Linked DNA regions of Homo sapiens: region 1 is linked to region 2. A link is a contact called in ENCODE Hi-C data. All regions are on one chromosome and are shown on one strand. The core of a region is the stretch at or near the end of the contact, and the rest is flanking DNA. Distances in the headings are between cores, read along the strand shown. Region 1 has its middle 30 kb from the start of SOWAHC. Region 2 holds the start of SH3RF3-AS1 (SH3RF3 antisense RNA 1).

Region 1 (2,700 bases), core at 25-2,524, 510 kb after region 2:
GGGCGCAGCGGCTCACACCTGTAATCCCAGCACTTTGGGAGGCCAAGGCTGGCAGATCACCTGAGATCAGGAGTTTCAGACCAGCCTGGCCAACGTGGTGAAACCCCATCTCTACTAAAAATACAAAAAAAAAATTAGCCAGGCGTGGTGGCACGTGACTGTGGTCCCAGCTACTTGGGAGGCTGAGGCAGGAGAATCACTGGAACCCAGGAGGTGGAGGTTGCAGTGAACTGAGATCACACCTCTGCACTCCAGCCTGGGCCACAGAGTGAGACTCCCTCTCAAAAACAAACAAACAAACAAAAAACCCTGTTTCCTGAATGCTTGGGGAGACTCATTTGAGTAATAATAGAACTCTGGGCTGGGCTCAGTGGCTCACACCTGTAATCCCAGCCCTTTGGGAGGCCTAGGCAGGCGGATCACGAGGTCAGGAGATCAAGACCAGCATGACCAACATGGTGAAACCCCATCTCTACTAAAAATACAAAAATTAGCCGGGCATGGTGGCAGGCGCCTGCAATCCCAGCTACTCGGGAGGCTGAGGCAGGAGAGTCGCTTGAACCCAGGAGGCGGAGGTTTCAGTGAGCTGAGATCGCACCACTGCACTCCAGCCTGGGCGACAGAGTGAGACTCTGTCTCAAAAAAAAAAACAAAAAAACAAAAAAAAACTAAAAACTTAGCCAGGCGTGGTGGTGCACGCCTGTAGTCCCAGCTACTCCGGAGGCCGAGGCAGGAGAATCTCTTGAACCCAGGAGGTGGAGTTTGCAGTGAGCTGACATCACGCCACTGCACTCCAGCCTGGGCAACAGAGTGAGACTCGTCTCAAAAAAAAAATCAGACTCCAGTCTCCTGCACAGCTGACTCTGCACGAATTTCTCTTTCACTATTGCAATTTCCCTGTGTTGATGAATCTACTCTGTCTAGGCAGCTGGCGAGGTGAATGCCTCGGGCGGTTCCAATGGTATTGAAAACCATGGCCTCTTATCAGATCACTAAGGTAGAGAATATGGTTAAAGAAAAGTAGTTTGTGTTAGAGTTGGGGTTTTTCAGAATCTAAAGAAAAATTGCTTAAAAACTGTCTGCAAAATAGCTCCAAGGGAAAAAAAGAATAGAAAAGAAAGTGGGCTTTTGTAGTAACCACATTCAGAACTGTGAACTGGCTCCTGTGTTCTCTTTATCCCCAAGGGCATGTGAAACACTGTTTTCCCGGGCAGTCACAGCAAGGCTGCCTGGATGAGGCCGCTGGGACTGGAATGTCAGCCTGCGGCCTGCCCTCCACTTTTCTTAGCGGAGCTGTCATCTAAACCTGGACCTTGTTTTCTGCCCTGCCTCCCCCCGGCTGCTTGTCAATATTTGCTTTCTAGATCACAAGATCCTAAGCCCCAAGGCCTGTCACTTTAAACAACCAGAAGAGGAAGTCAACAATAACCACTCTGGTGAAGCTGTCTACTTTAGGGACGTTTCCCTAGTTGGTTTGCTCCTGCGAGTTCCCACTCCCAGGAAAAGCACTGCAGTGCTAACTGAGCAGCTTTGTTTGCCTCCCGACTGTGTGGCCCCCAGCAACTATGCCAGGATTCACAAGCCAGCGGGATCCTAAATGTCTGTGTGCATGGCAGCAAGGTTGCTCTTCAGCCTGTTGGCAAAATTCTCCCACAGCACTTTTATTTCTCAGGCACGCCTTCATGGGCCCCAGAAATTAATTCCTTGACGGCTGTTGTGGAGCCTTAGTTGCCAGCGAGAGGCAACCAAGGTTTAAATGTAAATTAGCTTACAGAGTGAAGGGAGGTTGCAAATACCCCTCCACTTAGTACGTAAATTCAGCAACCTTAATCTAGAACAGCAAGGAGTCTTAGAATTGGCACAGAGTGGGCACCCAGCCCCTTCTGGCCAAATCCCTGATGAGAGATGCCTGAAATTCACCCTTTCAGCCTGAGATTTTGTTCTCTGTGTAAAGCCAATTGTTGCTGTCATTAGTAAGCGAAACTACGCCTTACAAAAGTAAATGCGGGTCCTCCTCAGTTTGCTTCTGAAAGAAGGCTTTCCGGGGAGATGTGCTAAACAAACCAAGCCTGGCTGTACCTGCAAGCTCAGGCTGCCACATGGTCTGAAGCTTGGATTCCTGAGAGGTGCGACAGGCTCAGGGTCCCCTGCCTGGACTCAAGAGTCAGCCTGTCTAGACTGGAATTCCCGACCCTTCACTTAAATATGTGGACAAACCTCTTTCTGCCTCAATTTCCTCATCAGTCAAAAATAGTTATTACTAGTGCCTACCTCCTAGAGCTGCTTGGAGGTTAGAATCTGTGAACATAGATGAAGCTGTGTCTATACCCGGTAAGTCCAGCATGAGTGTTCATTGTAATTATTTGATTATGGCTGTCTCCCACATACTGGCTCTCAGGGGTGCGCCATTCCCATTTCAAACTCTATGCTCGGAGTGTAGACAAAACTCTCAACGCAGCCAAAAAAGGCTGAAATGCTCATGAAAACTTCACAGACACCAGGGAGAACTCAAGGGAGCTAAAGTCAAAGGAAACGTGAAGCCTGACACCAGCTGAGCTCTACCGGCTGGGGCCGGAATGCTGTCCCCAACCTTCCCTCCTCCGGCATTTGGTCCTTCTGAGGCAATCTACCATGCTCTCACCCTAGGCTATGTTCTGTTAGTTGATTTTATTTCTGGTCTTCTCCCAGGTGACTGTCCCT
Region 2 (2,700 bases), core at 148-2,647:
GATAACGCCGCCCAAACTTTCCTTCGCAGCAGCGTTGGCAGGAAACGTCCCTCTCTGAGGCTCACGAAAAGCCGAAAAAGACTCGGACGCTTGGAGGAGGCAGGGCCAAGCCTGCGCAGGAGAGGTTCCCCGGAGCCCTGGAGATGTCCTAGGGGACCAGGCTAATCGCCGGCTTGCGCCCAAGCGAAGGGAAGTCCTGCAGGCACGGCGCCTCCTTCCCTGAGCCCCGCAGTGACCGTGACCTCCGCGCGCACCCCCGCGCACGTGCTCGCGGCCGAGGAAGAGGAACGGTCCTGCTGAATCCTCTGGAGGACAGCGACTAGCGAGCAGGCCAGGGGCGCATGGAGGTGCCGCGGGGGCGGTGCGGCTCGCCAGCTGCGCGGAGGAGCGTGCACGCCGCGCCCCGGCCTCCCCGGGGACCTGGCCGGCCGCTGCCCGCACTTCCTGCCGCTGGTCTCCCAGGCGCGAGCCGCCGCTTGCAGCACAGAACCCGTTGAGCTTCGTGCCCGGCAGCACCCCCGGTCCCCCGCGCGGGGCGGACTTGCGGCGGGACAGGTGTAGCCCGCAGCCGCAGGCGCTGCGCTCAGGACTGGGCGGGCTCGGCTGGCCGGTCCCCGCCACGCAGGCCGGTCCCCGCCACGCAGGCCGGTCGGTGAGCCACTTCGCACCGCCACAGCCCTAGCATCGGGCCACCAGCCGGGGTGAAGAAAGTCACGGCGGAGCCCGGCTCCCCAGTCCTGATGCTGGCTGCCGGTGGCGGGCTCCACGCCGGCCCCGGGACCTAGGCAGCCGCGCGAGACCGCTGCGGGCGCCTCCCCCATGCTGCTCGGAGCGTCCTGGCTGTGCGCATCCAAGGCGGCCGCCGCTGCTGCGCAGAGCGAGGGCGACGAGGACAGGCCAGGCGAGCGACGGCGGCGTCGGGCGGCGGCCACCGCCGCGGGGGCGGGCGAGGACATGGACGAGTCGTCGCTGCTGGACCTGCTGGAGTGCTCCGTGTGTCTGGAGCGCCTGGACACCACGGCCAAGGTGCTGCCATGCCAACACACTTTCTGCCGCCGCTGCCTGGAGAGCATCGTGTGCTCGCGCCACGAGCTGCGCTGCCCCGAGTGCCGCATCCTGGTGGGCTGCGGCGTGGACGAACTGCCCGCCAACATCTTGCTGGTGCGACTGCTGGACGGCATCCGTCAGCGGCCCCGCGCGGGCACCAGCCCCGGCGGCAGCCCGCCCGCGCGTCCCATCCCAGGCCAGAGTGCGGCCCCCACGCTCGCGGGCGGCGGGGGCGGCGCGGCAGGCAGCACCCCGGGTTCCCCGGTTTTCCTCTCCGCGGCCGCGGGCAGCACCGCCGGCAGTCTGCGGGAGCTGGCGACCAGCAGGACCGCGCCGGCGGCAAAGGTGAGTATCTGTCTCGGCGGAAGTGGCCACGGCACGTGGGAGTGTGTGGGTGGGTGCTTGGGCGTGGGGGGCAGTGATGAGGTGCGGAGGAGACCACGGGTGGTCCTGCGTTGGCCCACTCCGCTGTTGCTCTTCCTCCAACTTCGCTTGCTTGGTGGCGGCATCCGGCCCCTGGGCAGCTCGCCGCTTGTTCACGTGTGTCCCATCCTCCTGTGGAGTGGGCACGCCTTCCTGTCCCGTCGCTCACCCCCGATTCCTTGGCCGGACTTGTTACCCTGCCTCTTAAACTTAGCATCGCCCTTGCGTCTCCCTAGAAACGGGGACCTTCTTCCTCTGGGTCCCCAGACACTCCCTCTGCACACCCTGGGCCTGCCTAGAGAAAAGTTAGCCCTTAACGTTTCTGACAGGGCTCTGATGGCTGCTCTGGGAAGCCCGCGGGCCTCCTGCCTGCGGTGTGGCTAAGGAGGGGAGGGCAGAAGGCAGAGTGGGACTGGGGTTTGGAGGAATGCTTCTAGTAGTCTGGAAGGAGTTAATCTGGAGGCCCCAGGAGCCTTTTGACCCAGCCCTTTTGGACTTGGCAGTGTCTAACCAGAAGCCAAGGTCTTCTCCTGGGCTCCCAGGCAGGGTTGCATTCCCACGGGGGTCATTTATATTTATTATTATTATTTTTGGTACAGCCGCATTTTAGGGCCTTCGCTGCTTCTGTTTTAGACGAAAGATCTTCTCTGGATGGCTTCAATGATTTGGTTTTAAAAGCTTCTTACAGCTTCTTATTACACACCCTTGCCACCTTGTGAACAGTTACCAGGAGAGAGGGCATGGGATGCTGGTTTAAATGAGAAAAGAAAGGACCCGGGTTTTGTTAATTTCTTTAAATGGAGAAAAGCACTTAAATGTTAAAAAAAATACATTATCTATTGGAATAATCATTTGCTTTAGAAACACAACTTTATTCCTCTACTTTTGACCATTTAAGGAGTTGGTGATGCCTAGTCCTTCCACTATGTGTAATCCTGAAATGCTGGGAACATTCTAGCACCTGGATTAGGCAGTACTGCAAATCTCTAAGGTTAAGGTTAGGAACTTAAACCCTTGGATGTTGAGCTTGAGTTAAATGCCATACTTTGCTGCAATGGGTTTTTTTTTCTATGGATCAGGAAGAATGGGGACAGTCAAGGATAGTCACTGGGGGTCACTTGGGGGGCACTGCTGAAGGGGAATTTTTTTCTTTGGTTTTAATTGTGATTAAATCCAGCTAAATGCTTGCGTTAGAAATTTTCAAACTTTTCCTTCCTGGCCTTGCTGTTT

The links. A loop is a pair of places that touch in the nucleus more often than their neighbours do. Pooled maps may share reads with other maps.
Region 1: a map of DLD1 shows a loop between it and region 2 (8-fold over the local background). The contact joins the enhancer-like site here to the promoter of SH3RF3-AS1 in region 2. A Hi-C loop is called at or near these places in 1 of 168 maps with a recorded cell type or tissue (DLD1), 2 of 37 single-sample maps with no recorded cell type and 2 of 50 pooled maps.

Annotation. Positions count from the first base shown.
Region 1 is chr2:109,643,482-109,646,181 of GRCh38, forward strand. It overlaps a transcript of RANBP2 not described here. Among named protein-coding and RNA genes, the nearest start is that of SOWAHC, 30 kb to the left of the region's middle. Within about 2 kb of position 1,275, at least 16 of the 41 ENCODE cell types and tissues checked have a DNase peak (open chromatin) inside an H3K27ac peak, as active enhancers do.
Region 2 is chr2:109,128,722-109,131,421 of GRCh38, forward strand. It overlaps SH3RF3-AS1 (SH3RF3 antisense RNA 1), which reads right to left and starts at 1,398. Exons shown (of 1, transcript NR_029193.1): 1 at 1-1,398. It overlaps SH3RF3 (SH3 domain containing ring finger 3), which reads left to right and starts at 484. Exons shown (of 10, transcript NM_001099289.3): 1 at 484-1,392. The coding sequence starts at 820. It also overlaps a transcript of RANBP2 not described here. RefSeq lists silencers at 140-209, 220-269, 300-499.